Regions from separate parts of the Homo sapiens genome. Here all the other regions are linked to region 2. A link is an interaction called in ENCODE POLR2A ChIA-PET data of the cell type or tissue named here. Cell type or tissue: GM12878. All regions are shown on one strand.

Region 1 (8,000 bases), 220 kb after region 2:
TGCATTCTGCTTAGAGAAAACGCAAGCTTATCCAAGCTTGATATATTTGCTATCAGTTCTTGGTTTGCCACAGTAGATTATCTATATTTTGATTGACCTGTGGCGGCTTCTCTACTATCATGTATCAATATCAGTAGATGCTTGAAAGAAGTAGGAACAAACCCACAGAGAGTAAGGATGAATTTGTGCATGTGTGTCTGAATATATCTGTATAATTTCAGTCCTTTTCAATTTATTGAGACATGGTTTATGGCCCAGCATATGGTACATAACTTTGTGCACTTGAAAAGAACACATATTCTGCAGTCATTGGGTATAATATTCTATAAATGTTAACTTTTAAAAAAATTCAATTTTTAATTTTTATGGGTACATAGTAGGTGTATATATTTATGGGGTACCTGAGATATTTTGGTACAGGCATGCAATGTGAAATAAACACATCTTGGAGAATGGGATATCCATTTCCTCCAGCATTTATCCTTTGATGTACAAACAATCCAGTTACACTCTTCAAGTTATTTTAAAATGTACAATTAAGTTATTATTGACTGTAGTCACCGTGTTGTGCTATCAAATAGTAGGTCTTATTTGTTCTTTCTATTTTTTTGTACCCATTAACCATCTCCATTTCCCCTTACTGCCCTTCCCAGCCTCTGGTAATCATCCTTCTACTGTCTGTCTCCATGAGTTAAACTGTTTTGATTTTTAGATTCCACAAATAAGTAAGAACATGTGATATTTGTCTTTCTGTGCCTAGCTTATTTCACTTGACATAGTGACTTCCACTTCCATCCACATTGTTGCAAATGACAGAATCTCATTCTTTTTTTTTTTTTTTTTTGAGATGGAGTCTTGCTCCGTTGCCCAGGCTAGAGTGCAATGGTGTGATCTCAGCTCATTGCAAACTCTGACTCCTGAGTTCAAGAGATTCTTCTGCCTCAGCTCCTGAATAGCTGGGATTACAGGTGCATGCCACCATGCCTGGCTAATTTTTTTTTTTTTTTTTTTTTTTTGAGATGGGGTCTTGTTCTGTCGCCATGCTGGAGTGCAGGGGTGCAATCTCGGCTCACTGCAACCCCTCCACCTCCTGGATTCAAGTGATTCTTTGCCTCAGCCTCCCGAGTAGCTGGGACTACAGGTGCATCCCACCACGCCCAGCTAATTTTTTGTATTTTTAATAGAGACGGAGTTTCACTGTTTTAGCCATGATGATCTCAATCTCCTGACCTCGTGATCCACCCGCCTCGGCCTCCCAAAGTGCTAGGATTACAGGCATGAGCCACTGTGCCCGGCCCTTATTTTTTTTATGGCTGAATAGTACTCCATTGTGTATATGTACCACGTTTTCTTTATCCATTCATCTGTTGATGGGCGATTACGTTGCTTCCAAATTACAAATATTAATTAATATAAGGTGGTTGATAATTTTCACATATAATGTTCACATTATCTGTGTCTTGACTGATGTTTTGTCCAATTCTATTATATTTTGCTGAGAGAGGAGTATTAAAATCTGTGGGAATCTGTCTTCAATGCTGTCAAATTTTGCTTCGTGTATTTTAAAACATTGTCATTGTGTGTACATGCTTATGATTACTTTGTCTTCCTGAGGACTTCTACCATTATGAAATATTCCTGCTTATCTTTAATAATACTGTTTTTCTTGACATCTAGTAATATTATACTTAATCTTATACCAGTATAGTCATTCCAGTCTTCTATGCTGACTGTATAGTACATCTTTTTCCTTCATGTACTTTTCATCTATTTGGAGTCTTTATATTCAAAGTGTATCTCTATAAATGACACCGTTGTATCTTGCTTTCTTACCTACTCTGCCAATCCCTGTCTTTTTTTTTTGAGATCGAATCTCACTCTGTTGTCCAGACTAGAGTGCACCAGCACAATCATGGCTTACTGCAGCCTCAGCCTCCTAGGCTCAAGCCATCCGCCTGTCTCAGCCTCCCAAGTAGCTGAGACAACTGGTGTGTGCCATCACACCTTTCAAAGTTTTAAATTTTTTGTAGAGATGGAGTTTTGCCATGTTGCCCATACTGGTCATGAACTCCTGGCTTCAAGCAATGCCCCTGAATTAGAATTTTGGGCCTCCCAAAGTGTTGGGATTACAGGCATGAACCACTGTGCCTAGCCTATCCCCTCTCTTTTAATTGTAGTGCTTAGTCCACTTAGTATAATTGTTGAAATAGTTCAATTTAGGTATATCATTTAACTCTTTGTTTTGTTTATTCTCTCTGCTTTTTCTATCTCTGTTTCTTCCTTTCTGTCTTTTTTCTTTTCTTTTTTCTTTTTTTTTTTTTTTTTTTTGAGATATAGTCTCTCTCTGTCTCCTGGGCTGGAGTGCAATGGTATGATCATGGCTCATTACAACCTCTGCCTCCGGGTTCGAGCGATTCTCCTGCCTCAGCCTACCGAGTAGCTGGGATTATAGGCATCCGCCACCATGCCTGGCTAATTTTTGTATTTTTATTAGAGACAGAGTTTCACCATGTTGGCCAGGCTGGTCTCGAACTCCTGACCTCAAGTGATCTGCCTGCCTTGACCTCCCAAAGTGCTGGTATTACAGACATGAGCCACTGTGCCTGGCCCCCGTTTCTCCCTTTTTTGCCTGGTTTTGGATCATACGTTTTTTAAGAATTCCATTTTAATTTGTTTATTGACTTGGCTCTACTTCTTCCTATCATGTTTTTAGTGGTTGCTCTAGGGATTATAATATACATTATAAAATTTTTACAGTCTACTTAGAGGTTTTTTGGTTTTTTTTTTTTTGAGACAGGGTCTTTGTCGTCCAGGCTGGAGTGCAGTGGCTTGATCACGGCTAACTGCAACCTCTGCTTCCCGAGCTCAGTCAATCCTCCCACCTCAGCTTTCTGAGTAGCTGGGACAACAGGCATGCATCACCATGCACACTTAATTTCTTTTGTATTTTTTTGCAGAGAAGGGGTTTCACTATGTTGCCCAGGCTGGTCTTGAACTCCTGGGCTCAAGGTATCCACTCGCCTTGGCCTACTGAAGTGCTGGGATTACAGATGTGAGCCACCACACCCACCCTTAGAGTTGTACAATATCTAAGTTATTGTACAACTTTTTGTAACATGTAGAAATCCTGCAAGCAAATTGATCCATCTCCCATTATTTATGCTATAGTGGTTTTATATATAAATATACATGACACATGTAATGTATGTCTTAAAATCCTCAGGACCATGTTATCATTTTTTTTTTTTTTGCTCTAAACAACCATATATTTTAAGGAAATTAAATGAAAAAATTAATCTTTTATATTTATCTAGGTATTTCCCATGTTCTTAATTTCTTTCTAGAGATCTGAGTTTCTATTGAGCTCAGTTCCCTTCAGCCTGAAAACTTCCTTTCACTTACTTTACAATACAGGGCTGTGAGTGACAAATTCACCTAGTTTTCTTTGATCTCTACATATGTCTTTATTTTGCCTTCATTAAAAAAATGACTTTATTGAGGAATAATTTATGTAACATCTCATTTTTAAATGGATAATGAAATGATTTTTAATACATTTATAGAGTTATGACAGGAACTGTGTGGTCCACAAGTCAAAGATACTTAATCTGGCTCTTCACAGGAAAAGTTTGCTGACCCTTTGCTTGGCTGTCAGGAGTGGCAGCCTGTTTTCAGAATACATTTTCCACACCATTTACTAAGTGTATTAAATAGCAGTCCAGTGGCTTAAAAGAGCCACTCTTTTAGACAACCTAATTTTGAAGAACTTGGAGCTCCTAGAATCTTCCCATCAGTGTGGTGCTTATTGCATTGTCAGTTTCTATTCTGATCACCGCTTTGAAACGGACTCTTGTGAAGGATAAGACCTGTCCGTGACAGGTCCTCACAAAGTGGAAGGCAATGAAGAAGATATTGTCTATATAGCTCAGGCTGTTCCAGGCCACAGAGACCTGGCCTGATTTTGTGAAATATGGAAAAATTGCCCAAATAATGAGAAAAACCATAAAAAGAACTATTTTACAAGATTAAGTACTGTAAATTTGGTAATAGCTTGAAAATCCATTCCTCAGTCAGGTAAACTGCAGCTCAGTTTCTTGGTGTGGCAAAATGAGACATTGCTAATTTTAAAGTCATTGAGGACATAAAAGTTGAAACCATGTATGCAGTTTCTGGTTCAATAGTTTGAGAACAGAGATTTCTCAGAGTATCATAGTAAATGGTTTCATACTGAGCCTACTGTAGAAAATAGCAACATTATGTTATTTTGACCTGTTAAGATCTTACATAAATTTTCAGCCAAATCAAAAAGTAATTACTGCAGAAGGGAAGTGTTAAGTGAGAAAGAAGAGGAACGAAAGGTAAACATTGCCTTCTGTTCTTCGTCTTCTGCCTGCTGTATAAATATTGAGTGTAGCCCTCAGTCGGAAAAAACAGGTTTGGTTTAATTCAAAATATATGCAGCTGTCTTTTGGTTGTGCAAAGAATAATAGTTGAACTAGAGGTATTGCTCTTAGCCTCTCTTTAACTCAATTATTTATCAAATTTCTGTTTTATCTTTTGGCAAATGTACAAGTAATTAGACACACTAAAAGTACATGCTAACTTGTTTATTTGAAAAGTCACAAAAATGGCTGGGCGCAGTGGCTCGTGACTGTAATCCCAGCACTTTGGGAGGCTGAGGCAGGCAGATCAGTTGACGTCAGGAGTTCAAGACTAGCCCTGGCCAACATGGCACATCCCTGTCTCTACTAAAAATACAAAAATTAGCCAAGCATGGTGGCACACACCTGTAATCCCAGCTACTCAGGAGGCTGTCAGGAGAATCGCTTGCACCTGGTAGGCGGAGGTTTCAGTGAGCCGAGATATGTATCTAGCCTGGGAGACAGAGTGAGACTCCGTCTCAAAACAAAAAGAAAAAAAATTTACGATAAAGAAATAACTTTTTTCATTTTTCTTTTATCTGGAGACATAATGGCAAATAGTTAATGATTTACGATTGTAGAATTGGCCAGGTGCAGTGGCTCACGCCTGTAATCCCAGCACTTTGGGAGGCCGAGGCGGGCGGATCACCTGAGGTCAGGAGTTCGAGACCAGCCTGGTCAACATGGTGAAACCTCGTCTCTACTAAAAACACAAAAATTAGCCAGGTGTGGTGGTGTGTGCCTGTAATCCCAGCAACTGGAGAGGCTGAGGCAGGAGAATTGCTTGAACCTGGGAGGTGGAGGTTGCAGTGAGCCAAGATTGCAGCACTACACTCCAGCCTGGGTAACACACCGAGAGTCCATCTCAAAAAAAAAAAAAAAAAAAAAAGGTTGTAGAATTATCTTTGCCATATGCCTTTTGAGAAAATTAAACTTGCAAGATAAAAACAAGCAAAACAAAATGGAAAAACTGTAACATCTAATGCTTTCATTTTATGCACAGTTCCATTTGACTGCCTTAAAGGAACCCAGCTTTGTCCTCATTTTGTATACCTGGGTACTTGGTTAAATATCTTTTAGATATTTGCTTTTGCATATGATGGGTACCCCATAAATGTTTTTGAATGAATTAATGTTGAAGTAATCTCTCTAATATACAAATTTTTGCCTGTTTAAAAAACAATAGAACTCAACTGGGCTCATGCCTGCAATCCCAGCAGTTTGGGAGGCCAAGGCAGGAGGATTGCTTGAGGCCAGGAGTTCAAGACCAGCCTGGGCAACATAGTGAGACCTTGTCTCTACAATAAAATAATAATTTTAAAAACCTCAAACAATAAAAACAGTGCATTTAGTAGAATTAGACTGGGTAACAGAAAGATAAAATACAGACTTAAGACCAGGACTTTTCATTAGAGAAAGTTGAGTGAAACAAATTTTAATTTGTGATTGATCTTCATATGAGTATCAAATAAATGAAAAGAGGCTTATTTGGCTCACGTTTCTGCTTCTGTACAAGAAGCGTGGCACCAGCATCTGCTTCTGGTGAGGGCCTTAGGCTACTTCCATTCATAGTGGAAGGCAAAGGGGAGCTTTTGTATAGAAATCACATGGCAAGAGAGGAAGCGAGAGCGAGAGAGACAGAGAGAGAAAGGAGGTGCCAGACTCTTTTCAGCAACCAGCACTCATGGGAACTCAGCTCCTGTTAGGCCCAGCCCCGATACTGGGTATCAAACTTAAACATGAGATTCAGAGGAGATAAACATTCAAACTGTACAGCAGTAAGTTTGTGTAAAAAGTCACATTCTTTTTTTTGAGATGGAGTCTCGCTCTGTTGCCCAGGCTGGAGTGCACTGGTGTGATCTTGGCTCACTGCAGCCTCCACCTCCTGGGTTCCAGCGATTCTCCTATTTCAGCCTCCTAGGTAGCTGGGACTACAGACATGATCCACCATGCCAGCATACATATATATACATATACATATATATATGTATATACGTGTGTGTGTATATATATATGTGTGTATATATATGTGTATATATGTGTATATATGTATATACATATGTATATAGACGTGTGTGTGTGTGTACATGTGTGTGTGTGTGTGTGTGTGTGTGTGTGTGTGTGTGTGTATATATATATATATATATATATATGTATCTTGAGACAGGGTCTCACTCTGTCGCCCAGGCTGGAGTACAGTGGTGCGATCTTGGCTCACTGCAACCTCCGCCTGCCTGGCTCTGTGACGTCACTTAACACACTTTCCTGTAACCATGTTCTTGGCTGCTTCTCTGGATAGGTGGTTCAGGCAAGAGCTGTGGCTTTTATTTATCTGGTTTACACTCTGACATAGGGGGTTGTATTAAATTGCTCTTCCATTCATACACGACACATGGAGCTGGGCAGGGCCCTGCTCTTGTTTTTATTCATTTGCTTAATTGTGTGTTGATTTCCTTTTATACTCACCTTCTTTCCATTCTCCTTTCTCCTTGAGCCACAATTTTGATATCTTTAATGTGTTTCTTTTCGTTTTATGTTTTTGCATAATATAGATTGAATTTATGTGTATTATTTTGTTTTGTTTTTGAGACAGGGTCTTACTCTGTCATCCAGGCTGGAGTGCAGTGGCATGATCATGGCTCACTGTAGCCTTGACCTCCTGGGCTCAAGTGATCCTCCCACCTCAGTCTCTTGAGTAGCTGAGACTATAGGTGTGCACCACCACTCCTGGCTAATTTTTGTATTTTTAGTAGAGATGGGGTTTTTCCCATGTTGCCCAAGCTGGTCTTGAACTCCTGTGCTCAACTGATCCGCCTGCCTTGGCTTCTTGAGGTGCTGGGTTTATAGTTGTGAGCTACTGCACCCAACCTGTACATGTATTTTTAAGTTGTGTACCCTTCAGATTATATGTTGTTTCTTTTTATTTTTGAACACAGTGTATTTTAAGGTGCTTCCATGTTGGCATTTGAGCATCTAATTTTCGCCTAACTGCTGCATAGCATTAAATGATGGGTAACCATCACATGGTCCTTCTCCACACCAGAAGCTTTCTGTATCTTTATCTCCAGCTCTTAGCACAATAGGTTGTTCATAAATGTTTGGCCAATGAGTAAATGAATGAACGTGTGAGTGAGTTTTGTCAGCGCTTGCCGGGGGGACATCCAGGTAGCAGGGGCAGTGAGAATGAAGACACAAGAGTACAGCGAGTATTTGGAGAAGCAAGCAGTCAGAGTGTGTTTCTCACATGCTTGTGCATGCAGGGAGTGGTGGGAGGCTGAAGAAGGAGGAGATGTACTTGGATTTGGGGATGGGTGGTGCTTTCGTGAAGGACAGATATTCGGGAGATATGGTAGAGATATGTCATGTGGATATACAGTTAGGGCTAGAGAGGGAAGAAGTTATAAATCTGTATGAAAGATGTAGTGTCAGAGCACACAAGGACATACGGCATTTCAAATGATGGTCATTCAGTAGGTTAGTCTATCCTTGCTTAGAGGTGTGCTTTTAATCTTTTGAATTTCCTCCATATCTTATTGTGGATTTATCAAAACGTTTGTTTTTTCTTATGCCTTCTTTTCC
Region 2 (8,000 bases):
AGAGGCTGAGGCAGGAGAATCACTTGAACCCAGGAGACAGAGGTTGCAGTGAGCTGAGATTATGCCATTGCACTCCAGCCTGGGCGACAGAGTGAGACTCTGTCTCAAAATAAAATAAATCAAAACAAAACAGCCAGGCATGATGGCTCATGCCTGTAATCCCAGCATTTTGCGGAGCCGAGGCAAATGGATGGCTTGAGCTCAGGAGTTCGAGACCAGTCTGGGCAACATGGTGAAACCCCATCTCTACCAAAATACAAAAAAATTAGCCAGACATGGTGGTGAGCATCTGTGGTCTCAGTTACTCAAGAGGCTGAGATGGGAGAATTGCTTGAGCTCAGGAGGCAGAGGTTGCAGGGAGGCGAGATCACACCACTACGCTCCAGCCTGGGTGACAGAGTGGCACCCCATCTCAAAATAAAATAAATTTAAAAAATTAAGAACAAAAACCTTTTCCAAGCACAGCTGTGTTAAAAACAAAACAAAACAAACAAACAAACAAAAAGTTTGTCTTCCTTTACCTCCTTGAATATGCATCATTTACTATGGCACATTGCAATGTCCTATTCCCAAATAAATATAATTTTTGTTTAGAGAGCCTCTGTTAATTAGGGTAACAATGGTGAGACTAGAAATAGCTAGGTAGGTTTGTAGGTTTTTAAAACAGCTGAAAGTGTTCATTAGAGAATGAAGAGATGAGGTTAAACCTCACTGTGGAAAAATTTAAAATCGATGCTACAAAATTGTACTTTATTCTTTGGCAACAGAGAGCTACAAAAAGGAACAAAAAGAGGACAAAAGAATGCTGGGATTGGAATAGTAATCTTTAGGAAGACTAATTTGCTAGTAATAAGAAAAATTAGGCCAGGTGCGGTGGCTCACCCCTGTAATCCCAACACTTTGGGAGGCCGAGGAGGGAGGATCACCTGAGGTTAGGAGTTCCAGACCAGCCTGGCCAATATGGTGAAACCCCATCTCTACTAAAAATACAAAAATTAGCCAGGCGTGGTGGCAGACGTCTGTAATCTCAGCTACTTGGGAGGCTGAGGCAGGAGAATTGCTTGAACTCAGTAGGTGAAGGTTGCAGTGAGCCGAGATCGCACCATTGCACTGTAGCCTGAGCAACAAGAAAAAAAAAGAAAGAAAGAGAAGAGAGAGAGGAGAGAGAAGAGAGAGAGAAAGAAAAAGAGAGAAAGAAAGAAAGAGAGAGGAAGGAAGGAAGGAAGGAGGGAGGGAGGAAGGGAGGAAGGAAGGAGAAATTAACTAAGATGGGAGCTGAGGAATCTAGATAGTAATGTAATGGGGAAAGATGAGGTTATTAAGGTCCTGAACAAGAGGAGTGGCAAGGGATAGGAGAGGCAGAGGTAGGGTATTCAGAAAATATCTCCTGTTAGAATAAAATAATATAAAATCAATTTTTAGAATTCTACATACAAAGATAGACTATGCCAACTAAAAACCAAATCCAACAGAATTATTATGGTGGGGAGAGGACTGCTGCAGTCCTCCCTCAGTATCCATGGGGGATTGGTTCCAGTACCCCCTCCCAACTGCCCTCATACCTTGTAATCGCCCACTGCACAGACAAAATCAATTCACTGAGACTGCAGCAGTGCAGTAGAGAAAGAATATAATTGACACAAGGCTGACCCATATGGGAAAAAACTGGAGTTACCACTCAAATCAGTCAGTCTCTCAGAAGGCTCAGAGGCTGTGGTTTTTATGGACAATTTGGTGGGCAGTGGGGGCTAGGGAATGGGTGCTGCTGACTTGTTGTGGATGAAATCATAGGTGTAAGGAACACTGTCCTCATGCACTGAGTCCACCTCTGGATAGGGCCACAGGAGCAGTTGAGTCATGAGTCACAAGTACAGGTGGGGTCCGTCTGAAAAACATCTAAAAATAAAACCAATCTGAGGTTCTACAGTAGTGATGTTATCTATAGGAGCAATTGGGGAAGTCACAAATCTTGTGACCTCTGGCCACGTGACTCCTGAGCAGCAGGGGGTTGGAAACTACGCCTACATTTTAGCAGAGTTCAAGCATAGCAGAGTTCAAGCCCCTCCCATGATCCTATTCTTGTGGCCTTTCATTAGTCTTACAAAGGTAGGTTTTGGTCCCTGAGCAAGGAGGGCGTTAGTTTTAGGGGAAGGATTACTACTGTCCTTGCTTTCAAGTTAAAGTATAAACCAAATTCTTCTCGAAGTTAGCTTGGCCCATGTCCAGGAGGCGACCTTGGTGTCAGAAGCAAGATTGAGTCGACTATGTCAGATTTCTCTTACTGTCATAGTTTTGAAAAAGTTGGTTTCACACTAAAAGCTGCAGATGCTGAAGTCTGTGATATAAAATGGTGTAGTATTCACATATAACTTACACACATCCTCATGTACTTTAAACCATTGCTCGTTTACTATAATGCCGAATACAATGGAAATGCTATGAAAATAGCTGTTAGTTTTTTGTTTGTTTGCTTGTTTATTTGTTTTTGAGATGGAGTCTTGCTTTTTTGCCCAGGCTGGAGGGCAGTGGCATGGTCTTGGCTCACTGCAACCTCCACCTCCTGGGTTCAAGTGATTCTCCTGCCTCAGCCTCCTGAGTAGCTGGGATTACAGGCGTGCCACCACACCCAGCTAATTTTTTTGTATTTTTAGTTAGAGACGGGGTTTCACCATGTTGGCCAGGCTGGTCTCAAACTCCTGACCTCAGGTGATCTGCCCACCTCAGTCTCCCAAAGGGCTGGGATTACAGATGTGAGCCACTGCACCCGGGCTTGGTTTTTAAATTTGCATTATTTTTATCGCTGCATTGTTATTTTGTATTTTTTAAACATTTCTGATCCGTGTTTGGTTCAATCCCCGAATGCAGAACTCGCGGATACAAAGGGCCAACAGCATTGCAATAGAAACATGTGACCTTAAGACAGGTAAGTTTTCAAAAGTTAGGCAAAAAGGGTTTTTCTTTTAGAGAAAGAACTAGGCTAGAAAGAACCAGGTATGGGAAGGTGGGATAAAGGGTGGACTGATGGGAGAGTAGGTCAGATAATGCTTTACCCTGAAGGCCTCCTATCCTCAGCGAGTGCCTTTAAGGAGTGGCTTTCTGCTGGTCAGGGTCCTGGGGGAAGGAAAAAAAGAACCTTAACCAAAGTGTGGTTAAAAAACCTTTTTTTTTTTTTTTTTTTTTTTTGAGCCGGAGTCTTGCAATGTTGCTCATGCTGGAGTGCAGTGGCACAATCTTGGCTCACTGCAGCCTCCACCTCCCAGGTTCAAGTGATTCTCCTGTCTCAGCCTCCAGAGTAGCTGAGATTACAGGCGTGCCATCATGCCTGGCTAATTTTTGTATTTTTAGGAGAGACGGGGGGGTTCACCATGTTGGCCAGGCTGAAATAAACACTTTTTGTTTCTGTTGATACAGTGAGGACAAAACATTTCAGCTAGTTATTTGTGAGGAGAGGAATGGAGATTTGGACAGCCTGTGTCTGGCACTGTCATAGCTAAACAAGGTAGGCATCCCTGAGTCTTATCTAACTCATATGGGGGAGTAGCTATTTTTTTAGAACACAAAAAGATGAAGGGATTTCCTAACCTTCAGGTTAAGTTCAACATTATCAAATAAAATGGCATTATTTTCTACTCAGATTCCCATTAAGGAATAAAAGTGTTAGTATTCTTTGGGTGTCAATGGCAACACTATTTGAGTTTCATTTCAACACCCAGGTGTCATCATTCACTCTGACACACCCACATTCAGTGATAGGACAAGGACTCTAGTATTTTTACGTTTATGGAACAGAAGTGGTTGCCATATGCTAAAATTGTTGCTGAAAAGTATACCGCAAGTAGAAGAACTTAGGTTATGCAAACGGAAGATATGCTTCAAATCAGCAGTTTGAAAACTGTAGTTTTAATGTTACTAACTTAGGATAACAAGGGGAAGCAACCTTAGAGGTTTCTCAACTTAAGACTAGAAAAAGATGTTATTTTTTTCTTCTTCTTCTTTTTTTTGTTTTTTTTTTTTTTTTGAGACAGAGTCTCAGCTGCAGCCATGAGCTCTTGGGCCCAAGTAATCCTCCTACCTCAGCCTCCCAAGTAATTGGAACCACAGGTGTGCACCACTGATGCAGGAGTTAAAAAGGAATTATTTAGGCAGATAATGGGGGTAAGGAAGTCCTCCGTAAGGTTTTCCTTTTAATGAAAAGCAGCCCTGCCGGGCGCGGTGGCTCACACTTGTAATCCCAGCACTCTGGGAGGCCGAGGCGGGCGGATCATCTGAGGTCGGGGGTTTGAGACCAGCCTGACCAATGTGGAGAAAACCCGTCTCTACTAAAAATACAAAAACTTGGCCAGGCTTGGTGGCACATGCCTGTAATCCCAGCTACTCCGGAGGCTGAGGTAGGAGAATCGCTTGAACCCGGGAGGCTGAGGTTGAAGTGAGACGAGATTGCACCACTGCACTCCAGCCCAGGCAATAAGGGCAAAACTCCATCTCAAAAAAAAAAAAAAAAAAAAAAAAGGCAGCCCCAAAATAATTTTCTTTTCTAACAAACAGCAGCCTGTAAAATTGAGCTGCAGACATAGACAAGCAAGCTAGAAGCTTGCACAGGTGAATGCCAGCAGCTGTGCCAATAGGAAAAGGCTACCGGGGACTAGGCATGTTCAGAACAGTGGCTCCATGTTCCCTTCTCTTTGCCAGTCACGTGTGCAGCAAGGAGCGGACAACACGGCGCCGGCCAAGTGGAAAGTCCATTTGCATAATAAGATTAGGGTGCATTGGCCAGCCTTCCCCATGCTCTATGTAAACATCACACCTGGTATAACCAATCTGTGGTTATGTAAATCGGACACTGCCTCCTTCAGCCTGCCTATAAAATCCGGTGCACTCCCATTCCAGCCCAGAATTCCCATTCGGGGGCTCCTGTCTCTTGCAAGAGACAGAGCTGTTCTCCTTTCTCTTTCTTTATCTATTTATTTATTTATTTATTTTTATTTTTGAGACGGAGTCTCGCTCTGCCGCCCAGGCTGGAGGGCAGTGGTGCGATCTCGGCTCACTGCAAGCTCCGCCTCCCGGGTTCAGGCCATTCTCCTGCCTCAGCCTCCGGAGTAGCTGGGACTACAGGCGCCTGCCACCACGCCCGGCTAAAATTTTGTATTTTTAGTAGAGACGGGGTTTCACCATGTTAGCCAGGATGGTCTCGATCTCCCGACCTCGTGATCCACACCTCGGCCTCCCAAAGTGCTGGGATTACAGGCGTGAGCCACTGCTCCCGGCCTTTCTTTGCCTATTAAACCTCTGCTCCTAAACTCCTTGTGTGTGTTCATGTCCTTAATCTTCTTGACGCAAGACGAGTAACAGCGGGTATTTGCCCCAGATAAGGATGCCACTTCACCACCACACATGGCTAATTTTATTTATTTTATTGAATAACTTTTAGTAAGAAACCTCACCTGGATTTTTAAAACAAAATTTTGTTTAATATCTTTTTTTTTTTTTTTTTTTTTTTGAGACGGAGTTTCGCTCTTGTTGCCCAGGCTGGAGTGCAATGGCATGATCTCTATCATGGCTCACTGCCACCTCCACCTCCCGGGTTCAAGCAGTTCTCCTGCCTCAGCCTCCTGAGTAGCTGGGATTACAGGTGCCCGCCACCACGCCTGGCTAATTTTGTATTTTTAGTAGAGATGAGGTTTCTCCATATTGGTCAGGCTGTTCTCCAACTCCTGACATCAGGTGATCTGCCCACCTCAGCCTCCTAAAGTGCTGGGATTACAGGCATAAGCCACCATGCCTGGCCCTTTAATATCTTTTAGTAAGAACATTTTTAATTTTTTTGTATTTTTTACTTATTTTTTTGTTTGTTTTTTTGAGGGAGGGTCTTGCTCTGTTGCCCAGGCTGGAGTACAATGGCACCGTTACAGCTCACTGCTGCCTCAACCACCTGGACTCAAGTGATCCTCCTGAGTAGCTGGGACTATAGGTATGTGCCACCATGCCTGGCTAATTTTCTTTTTGTATTTTTAAATAGAAACAGGGTTTGGCCATATTGCCCAGGCTGGTCTCAAACTCCTGAGCTCAAGGGATCTTCCTGCCTTGGTCTCCCAAAGTGCTGGGATTACAGGCATGCTCCACTGTGCCCAGCCTATTTTTCTTATTTGTAGGGATGGGGTCCCGCTATGTTGCCCAGACTGATCACAAACTCCTGAGCTCAAGTGATTCTCCCACCTCAGCCTCCCAACGTGCTGGGATTACAGGCGTGAGCCACTACACCTGGCCAAAAGCTGATTATTTTAACCATCAAATCAAGAGACAGACATCATATCCACAAGCAAGAATATGTACATATCGAGAAGTGTGATATTACTTCAATAACAGGTTACTATTGTTTTTTTTCTTCTTTTTCGTATTGTTTTGATTTGGTAAACTTGATTATTTATTTTCATGTATAAATTATGAGTGCTATAAATTCATACCATTTCTACTTACTATCCACAATGACCAGAATAATCTCTTAACTTCATAATTCCAATTGTTTCTATCGTTTTACTTTACCACTAATTTCAGCCACTTTAGATTTTTCTTTTTTTTTTTTTTCTGACTTCTCTATCCTTTCCCCACCCTTTCCCCCTTTTCTATTCCACAAAACTGCCATCGTCATCATGGCCCGTTCTCAATGAGCTGTTGGGCACACCTCCCAGACGGGGTGGTGGCCGGGCAGAGGGGCTCCTCACTTCCCAGAAGGGGCCGCCGGGCAGAGGGGCCCCCCCACCTCCCGGACGGGGCGGCGGCCGGGCAGAGGCGGGCCCCCCACCTCCCTCCCGGACGGGGCGGCTGGCCGGGCGGGGACTGACCCCCACCTCCCTCCCGGACGGGGCGGCTGGCCGGGCGGGGGCTGACCCCCCACCTCCCTCCCGGACGGAGCGGCTGGCCGGGCGGGGCCTGACCCCCCACCTCCCTCCCGGACGGGGCGGCTGGCCGGGCGGGGGCTGACCCCCCACCTCCCTCCCGGATGAGGTGGCTGCCGGGCGGAGGGGCTCCTCACTTCCCAGACGGGGTGGCTGCCGGGCGGAGGGGCTCCTCACTTCCCAGACGGGGTGGCTGCCGGGCGGAGGGGCTCCTTACTTCTCAGACGGGGCGGCTGCCGGGCGGAGGGGCTCCTCACTTCTCAGACGGGGTCGCGGCCGGGCAGAGGCGCTCCTCACATCCTAGACGGGGCGGCGGGGCAGAGGCGCTCCCCGCATCTCAGACGATGGGCGGCCGGGCTGAGACGCTCCTCACTTCCTAGATGGGATGGCGGCCGGGAAGAGGCACTCCTCACTTCCCAGACTGGGCAGCCGGGCAGAGGGGCTCCTCACATCCCAGACGATGGGCGGCCAGGCAGAGACGCTCCTCACTTCCCAGACGGGGTGGCGGCCGGGCAGAGGATGCAATCTCGGCACTCTGGGAGGCCAAGTCAGGCGGCTGGGAGGTGGAGGTTGTAGCGAGCCGAGATCACGCCACTGCACTCCAGCCTGGGCAACATTGAGCACTGAGTGAACCAGACTCCGTCTGCAATCCCGGCACCTCGGGAGGCCGAGGCTGGCAGATCACTCGCGGTTAGGAGCTGGAGACCAGCCCGGCCAACACAGCGAAACCCGGTCTCCACCAAAAAAATACGAAAACCAGTCAGGCGTGGCGGCACGCGCCTGCAATCGCAGGCACTCGGCAGGCTGAGGCAGGAGAATCAGGCAGGGAGGTTGCAGTGAGCCGAGATGGCAGCAGTACAGTCCAGCTTTGGCTCAGCATCAGAGGGAGACCGTGGAAAGAGAGGGAGAGGGAGACCGTGGGGAGAGGGAGAGGGAGAGGGAGAGGGAGAGCTAGATTTTTAAAAGTGGGTGCTTTATAATACATTTGCTTCAAAAAATATATTTAACTGAAAAAGTTAAATGAAATACATTTATACATTGAATTACCAAGAATACCAGTAATACATTTTCATAAATGTAATACATAGTAATACATTTTCATAAATG
Region 3 (8,000 bases), 270 kb before region 2:
GAGTTTTCCCATAAAGGTGAAAGTTGAAATCAAAGGAACAGATAAGCTCAATGACTGAGTAAGGGGAAAACGAAGAACAGAAGGTTAAAAATGGAACCATGGGGCAGCTAGAGACAAGCTAAAGAAAACTCAACAATGAGGCAGAAAACTCAGGATAGGAAGGGACAGAGAACCAAGATGATGAAGTGCCCGCAAAAACAAGAAGTAAAGCTCTGAGACATTTCCCAGTGCTAACAGTGTACTAAAGATATACAAGAGTAAAACCTTCCGTAATTTTAAAGAAATGCCTCTAAATGCTAATGAAACAACCAAAACAGCTCTCTAGGAAGTCTGAGAAATGTCTGATGCAATCAGACTCAAGAGGCTGAGACAGGGCTAATTGTAATTTGGTTTTGGTGTGGATTTTATTAAATGAAGAAGAGTAACAGGAAAAGGGGATGACATGGAGAGAGAAAATCAAGTCTCTTAAAGTTTTTAGAAACTTGGGAGTTTTAACCCACATGCATTTGACTTTAACATTAAATTCTAATTAGTGATGTCAGAAAAATTGCAATAGAAAAGCCAAGGTGAAAAGAAAATAGTGAAAGGTAAAGAGAAGGAACCTGGATTTAATTCCGGATTCAGTAAAGAATCATGACAGTATTAAAGTTGGAGTGAGCACATGGTTTGTATTATTAAAACCTGAGGGAGAGACATTCATATGATTTGTATTGTTAAAAAGATCACTCTGGTCACAATGAGTTGAATGAATGGAAAAGAGGCAAGATAAGAAACAGGGACACCAGTTAGGAGACTACAGCTACATAGGAGGCAACTGTTACAGAATCGTGGGAAGGATTGGAGACAAAGTGGACAAATTAGAGATAATTTACTGGAAGAAGAATTGGTAGAATCAATTGTGCTTGCTGATAGAAACTACTCTGGGGGGAGAATACAGAGGTGAAAAGTGACTAACAGACAGAGAGGGATCAAAGGTGACTCTTGGCACTTGCCCCACTTCTCCACGTTCAGTGGGTGGGAGCCGGGTTGTCTGGTTTGAGCACCTGGGTGAACAGAGGAGTCAGCAAGTAAAAGAGGGAAGAAATAGTTTGGTGGGGGAAATCAAGTGTTACACTGACAATGTGTTACATTAGAGATGTTTATAAGACATATACATGGAAATGTATTGTATATACAAGACCAAAGTCTGAAAAGAGTGAGGTGGAGATAGAAATGTGGGCACCTCAGCTGGGCGCAGTGGTGTGCTCCTATAATCCCAGCTACTCGGGAGGCTGAGATGGGAGGATGGCTTGAGCCCAGGGAGGTCGAGGCTGCAGTGAACCACAACTGCACCACTGTACTCCAGCCTGGGCAATAGAGTGATACCCCATCTCAAAAAAAAAAAAAAAAAAAAAAAAAAACAAGAAGAAGAAAAGCAAAAGAAATGTCATATTTGGGGGAAAAAAAGGAAGAAAAGAAATGTGGACACCAACAACATATAAATGGTAATATATAAGTGGTCTTAAAGCCAATAGGCCGGATGAACTCACCTACGGCAAGAGTGCAGAAAGTGAAGCAGAAGGAGCTCTGAAGAAACCCAACACTTACAAGTTGAGTAGAGGAGGAAGAGCCAGCTAAGAGAATGAGAAGAAACAGCCAGAGGCAAAAGGAAAACCTGAGCAGGGTCACAGAAGCCAAAGAAGAGTATGTTTCTACAAGGAAAATGTGGACAAGTGTCCAACGTTGCTGAGAGACATGTGACATGCAGGTGGCCCTGACAAGAGTAATTTCAGTGAAGCGATGATCAAGGCAGATCAACCCACACCTCACCCTCCCTGCCCTATCAACATGGCTTATCACTTCTTTGCTTCTTTTTCTTGGGTCTTTCAGCATCTATTCCTGCCTTCGTCAACTCTTTATCAAATTCAAACTTCCCTAGAGAAAGGTTCTGCTGGAACAGCATTTCACTCTCTTCTCTGTTGGGTAGAAGCTCTGGGCCACATTATATCTTGCCTATAGATGGGATGATCTTGGGTCACGGAGTCACCCAATCCGTCACGTGAAACCAGAACACACGTACCACATGACATCCATTAGAAGGGGGTGTCTGGATATAAAGGGGCAGTCTAAGTCCTGGCCTGTTTCCAACACACTTTACAAATACTTAAATCAAAGACCAATGAACACTTTTAGTGATGAAAGTCTAAGGAAGCTTATAAATTCTAGGCAGTTTACTTTTTCTTAACTTGGGATGGATATCCAGATGTTCAATATATCACTGTTTTTTTATATATTACAATTAGTTTACAAAAATTATTTATAATCTTTCATTTAGATAATACATTGAAGACTAACAATTTTTGGAGGAAAAACTACAAAGGCAAAGAAGAACTGTTTATAGGTATGAAGTCACAACATTTAACACACTTAATGATTTACAGAAAAACACTGCCTAGAAGTGGCTTTTAAAACTTTTATGATAAAATATTAAAAAACATAAGATAGTTTTTTTAAATAGCATGCATTCATGCCCTATTAAAAAGAAGGAAAAAGTTTCCATCCAAAAATATTCAGGCCCTATAATTTTAACCCACAGGAAAGCCAAGCTAAAATGAAAAAACATTCAAAGGGAAGTTTACAGTGGAAACTCTGACAAATGCTTAACTACAGTGTCATGAACAGCACTGCTATTGTATGCATGTCTATATATTCAAACATGAATACATACATTCTTCATTTCAATTCATGGCCATAAAAATAGAGGATTATGATACTTAAATCTTCTATCTGTCATTGATAAACCTAAACAACAACAAAAAAAGTAAAAGCATTAACACAAGCTGGAGTCAGAATATTCCACAAACAATGCCCTCACATTTGAAAGTAGGAAGAATGCTAACTTAAACCTGTATAATGCTCGAGTTTTTCAAGCTTTCTCAAAATGTATTATTTCTTCTTCTTTTTCCCCCCCTTTTGCTTTTTGTTGTTGTTGTTGTTCTCATGGAAGGCACAACACTGGATCAAAATGAGTTATTTCATTTAATGATCCTACCAACCCAGTGAGCTAAGCTGGCTAGGTTTGATACTCACTTTGCAATTGAAAAACCCAAATTCACCAAAGATAAATGCTTTGCTCAAAAGTATATTTCAGTAACAGAGATTATATTCAAGTACATATCTTATAGGCTACAAAAAGACCACTCCTCCTTCCGCTAAAGTTTATATTATTAATAACATATCCTTTAATAAGGAGGCTTCAAATCCCTGCTCAATCAGTTCAAATATCACATACCATACTCTGACTTCTAAATCAGACTCTACTGTCCACCCAACTAATAGTTTTATTAATCAATCAATGATTAGTAGTTTTTAGGCATTCAATGCCCTACTATATGGATGTATTACCAGCACAGAGAACCCTATACTGCTGGTGATCACTGTTCTTCTATCCTTAGATTTTTAAGGCCTTTAGATCCATTAACAATTAGTAATCATAAAATCATCTATAAATTACTTATTCATGACATTCACAGATAGGATCACATATTTAACACAAACTTAACTGAATAAGAAGCTACTTTATTATACCTGACTAGTGTCCACTAACAGCTGAAAACTAAGAACAAGAGGAAGCACTTAGACTGTAGAGTAGTAGAGTCTGTTTTATGACTTTACTACAAACGTACACACACACAAAATATGAATCCAATACATCTCCATTTCTAAATGGTGATTTACAAGGACCAAATCTCCACACCTCCCATTTAATTAGTGGGCTGTTCTCAGGAGTAGGCTTATAAAGGCCACAATACCTACTAAATATTTGGATTACAGCCATAGAGTATCAGCATCTGCATCATTTCGTAAAAAAAGAAAACCATTCTCATTAAAAAATTAAGACAGCATATAATACTACTACTACACCTACTATACATCTGCCTCAGCCAAACTCAATAGACCATCTAAAAGCAAATGTGCAATGTAGTAATATTAAATAATATAAATAACCACCATTTATTGAGTACTCAATACATTCCAGGAACTGCCAACCTGCTTTAATGATAACAACAACAAAAATTGCAGCTAACATTTATTGATCCTTGATAGTCAGCCAGGCAATGTTCTATGTGGTTTACAGAAATTATTTCACAACATCACACATTACAAATGGAGAATCCAAGATACATAGAGACTAAGTATTTCACCCAAGGTCATAATGGCAATTAAAAGAGGGGAGGGGAGAAGAGAAAAAAAGCAGTAATGGAGAAAGGAGATGGGAAGGAGAGGAGAAGAGGGAATAAGAAAAAAAAGGGAAAAACAAATTAGATATATTGCCTATAAAACTTAATTGCCAAATAAATGCAAATACTCATTTTAAGGAAGGTCCTTAAACCTTTTCAAAGAAAAGTATAAGGCAGCCATAAGGTTAAGGTTCTCTTATCTATACAATACAGGATCTTACTGAAAAAGCTCTTAATAAAAATGTACACTGAAGTGCTATCACTTCAGCAGCATATATACTAAAACTGGAATGATACAGAGAAGATTAGCATGACCTCTTTTAAGAGAAAAAAATTTAAATATATATATATAAAATTTTTAAATGTATACTGAAACTACAAATCCAAAAATCCACGAGAGAAACAATGAAGTCCAACTGATATTGCTCTTACACAAAACATGGACAAACAATTCAGCTTGGAGATCCTTCAAATATTCACTTGAGGCTGCTTTTCTACTTCAAATGGGGAAATAAAAATGACATAGCTTCAGTTAATACTTGGTCACCTGCTTAAACTACATATAAGAAACCAAGGAAGGGCAAATTGAATAAAGGTTTTTATGATGTGGATATCTATCCTGTAGAACTGAAAACAGACTATTTTCAAATGACTTGGGACACATCGAATGACAACTTGTGGTCCTCTGCAACCTAACATCTGGCCTCTTTTTGAGAACGGTGAAACTGAAACCCAGAGGTCTCAGTGAAACTTTTGGTTTCACAATTACTCAGGATCTCAAAGAGCTTTTTAAAAATATGGATTATATCTACCAATATTTACCACATTAAAATTAAAAATGGGAAAATTTTTAATATTTATTAATTCATTTCAATACAATTGTAAATATTTTTTAAACTACTTTAAACCACATTTTCCTCAAAAAAATGAGTGAGAAAAGTGGCACCATTTTACACTTTTATACATCTCTTTAACATCTGGCTTAATAGAAAGCAACTGGATTCTCAAAACCCACTTTTGCTTCAATTTCCTGCAACAGTACAGGTAATGCAGATTCTGGAAAACACGGTCATGGGAGAGGGAAAAACATATAATGTCTTAAGTATTACTATAAAATTAGTTTTGACCTCACAGACCCCTGAAAAGGTCTCAGGAACCTTTGGGGATCCCCAAAGCATGCTCTGAGAACCACTAATCTAGGATATGAAGTACACACTGAGAAACCATGAGAACCTGGCTCCAATGCTGACTTACCCTGAGAGGAGATTAAGTCACTTAACTTCTCTAGATGCCAATCTCCTTCTCAATAAAGAAATCATTGGCCGGGTACGGTGGCTCATGCCTGTAATCCCAGCACTTTGGGAGCCTGAGGCAGGCAGATCACTTGAGGCCAGGAGTTCGAGACCAGCCTGGCCAATATGGTGAAACCCCCATCTTGTACTAAAAATCCAAAAAAAAATTAGCCAGGTATGGTGGTGGACGCCTGTAGTCCCAGCTACTCAGGAGTCTGAGGCATGAGAAATGCTTGAACCCAGGAGAAGGAGGTTGCAGTGAGCTGAGATCATGCCACTGCACTCCAACATGGGTGACAGAGTGAGACTGTTTCAAAAAAAGAAAGAAAGAAAAAAATCATTAAGAACAATACCTATCTCCAGTCTGTTATTCCCAGATTTCATAATAAAGATGAAAACACACAGAGATACACTCTGAGCTCTCTGGAAGATTAACTTCTATATAAAGTCAACTTCCAGGGCCTCTCTCCCATGGTGCTGTGGGTGGGGGAGGAGGGGTGCTTTTCTCCTCAGCGAAGACTGGAGGCAGACATCACCCCTCAAGGATCATCCTCAGAACTGCCACGTGCTGGACAGCCTTGTTTTTCTACCTCACACATTTACAGTAAAAAAAATAAATAAAGCCAACTTCTCAGGTACTATTCAGGTGAAAGCTTCACCTGCCTGTCCCTAAATATTCTAGCTCCGTTCACTTGGCACCTTGCTAAATGAACTGACTGGTTTGTTTGTCTACACTTAGAACAGACACTGAACAAAACATAACTTAAGTCTTTAGTACAATAAAGGTAAGAAGTGGCTGCCTGTTTAACTCAGTCTATGTAGCACCTAACACCATACTGACAACAAACTAAAATTCTTTTCAACAAATCTTAACTGAAAAGGATGATCTCTGAGAATGGGAGAACCTAAAAAAAAATTCTCACTGAATCCCAGTTAGTGAAATGAAACTGATGGAGAGGGAAGAACTAATATATGCAATAAAAGATTAGGTTAAACCATATGCAAGTGCCAGTTTTATACATCAAGATGGTCAAATATTGGAAATTTCATCTGGTTCAACCTAAAAGAATGCCTTATTTTGTTAACACTCAGACTAACAGTGTTAAGGCACCAAAGGTCGCTACTCAAATTTGAATGCATACATAGTAAAACTTTCCACAAAGAATTTTTGCTTTGTTTTTCCTTTTTGTAATATAAATATTAAAATATACTCAAAAGTAGAAAGGACAGTATAATAAACCTTCACATACTCATCACCCAGGATCAAAAATTACCAACCTTTTACCAATCTTACTCCACAGATAATTTTAAGGAAATTCATTTCCACAGCCTCAATTTTCTTTTTCTTAAGAGTTGGGGTCTCGGCCAGGTGTGGTGGCTCATGCCTGTAATCCCAGCACTTTGGGAGGCCAAGGAGGGTAGATCATGGGAGGCCAGGAGTTCAGGACCAGCCTGGCCAACATGGTGAAACTCTGTCTCTACTAAAAATACAAAAATTAGCCAGGTGTGTTGGTGTGCCTGTAATCCCAGCTACTCGGGAGGCTGAGGTGGGAGAATTGCTTGAATCTGGGAGGCAGAGGCTGCAGTGAACCGAGATCACACCACTGCACTCCAGTCTAGGCAACAGAGCGAGACCCTGTCTCAAAAAAAACAGTTGGGGTCTTACTCTGTTACCCAGGCTGAAGTGCAGTAGAGTGATCATAGTTCAATGCAGCCTCCAACTCCTGGGCTCAAGGAAACCTCCCACCTCAACCTCCCAAGAAGCTGGGACTACAGGCACAAGCCACCATGCCCTGCTATTTTTTCAATTTTTGGTAGACATAGGGACTCACTTTCTTGCACAGGCTGGTCTCGAACTCCTAGTCTCAAGCGATCCTCCTTTCTCAGCCTCTCAAAGTGCCGGGATTACAGGCATGAGCCACTGTGCCTGGCCAGACTCCATTTTTTTATGTATTTCATCCTAAAACCACCAGCCTGAAATCTTGTCTGCAATGACACTGCAAATTCTTCTTTTTCAGCTTCCCTTTCAAAATCTTCCTTCTCTCACATTAAAAGGAGAAACACACCTGCTCACTGATCCCAAACCTTAGCACAGCTCACTTCCCTCCCTGTCACCAAACAAAGGGTCGGTTTGAGTGTTAAGAAAATAGCAACTGGAAAACAAATTCTTTTGCAAATCTAGTAGTTTATCTGCTTTCAACAATACTGAAGGAGGATCTAACCAATTGTCATCAAAAATAATTTTTGGTGGTAGATTGATTTTTGACACATAACTCAGAAACAGTTCAAGGGACTGAGTGATGCTGCAATAACAGAACACTTCCCATTCCTATCTCTTATTTATATAATTAGGATTTGTCAGTGCTCTATCACAATAAAAAAGAAAAGTATGAAATAGAATTGGCCGGGTGTGGTGGCTCACACCTGTAATCCCAACACTTTGGGAGGCCGAGGCGGGTGAATCACCTGAGGTCAGGAGTTCGAGACC

The links. ChIA-PET counts read pairs that join two places held together with the same protein. Peaks named below come from ENCODE experiments on the same cell type or tissue, not always from the same donor. Only the 100,000 strongest peaks of a DNase experiment are listed, where the experiment ranks them.
Region 1: POLR2A ChIA-PET joins it to region 2 with 10 read pairs; 1 of 35 experiments calls an interaction of 5 or more read pairs at or near these places.
Region 3: POLR2A ChIA-PET joins it to region 2 with 6 read pairs; 4 of 35 experiments call an interaction of 5 or more read pairs at or near these places.

What each region holds. Positions count from the first base shown.
Region 1 is chr14:63,968,344-63,976,343 of GRCh38, forward strand. The region is part of intron 11 of SYNE2 (spectrin repeat containing nuclear envelope protein 2); the gene reads left to right. Among named protein-coding and RNA genes, the nearest start is that of SYNE2, 120 kb to the left of the region's middle. In GM12878, no CTCF peak of the experiment used is centred here; a DNase peak (open chromatin) is centred at 4,230; H3K4me3 peaks cover 344 bases; H3K27ac peaks cover 1,314 bases.
Region 2 is chr14:63,744,260-63,752,259 of GRCh38, forward strand. No RefSeq gene overlaps it. Among named protein-coding and RNA genes, the nearest start is that of SGPP1, 20 kb to the left of the region's middle. RefSeq lists an enhancer at 1,823-2,252. In GM12878, CTCF peaks have their summits at 1,662 and 4,853; DNase peaks (open chromatin) are centred at 2,042 and 4,752; H3K4me3 peaks cover 945 bases; H3K27ac peaks cover 3,214 bases.
Region 3 is chr14:63,473,301-63,481,300 of GRCh38, forward strand. All of the region lies in intron 2 of PPP2R5E (protein phosphatase 2 regulatory subunit B'epsilon), which reads right to left. It overlaps LOC124903414 (U6 spliceosomal RNA), which reads left to right and starts at 4,474; the gene lies at 4,474-4,580. It also overlaps the pseudogene LOC124900352. RefSeq lists an enhancer at 5,682-5,821. In GM12878, no CTCF peak of the experiment used is centred here; DNase peaks (open chromatin) are centred at 4,901 and 5,371; H3K4me3 peaks cover 1,176 bases; H3K27ac peaks cover 2,808 bases.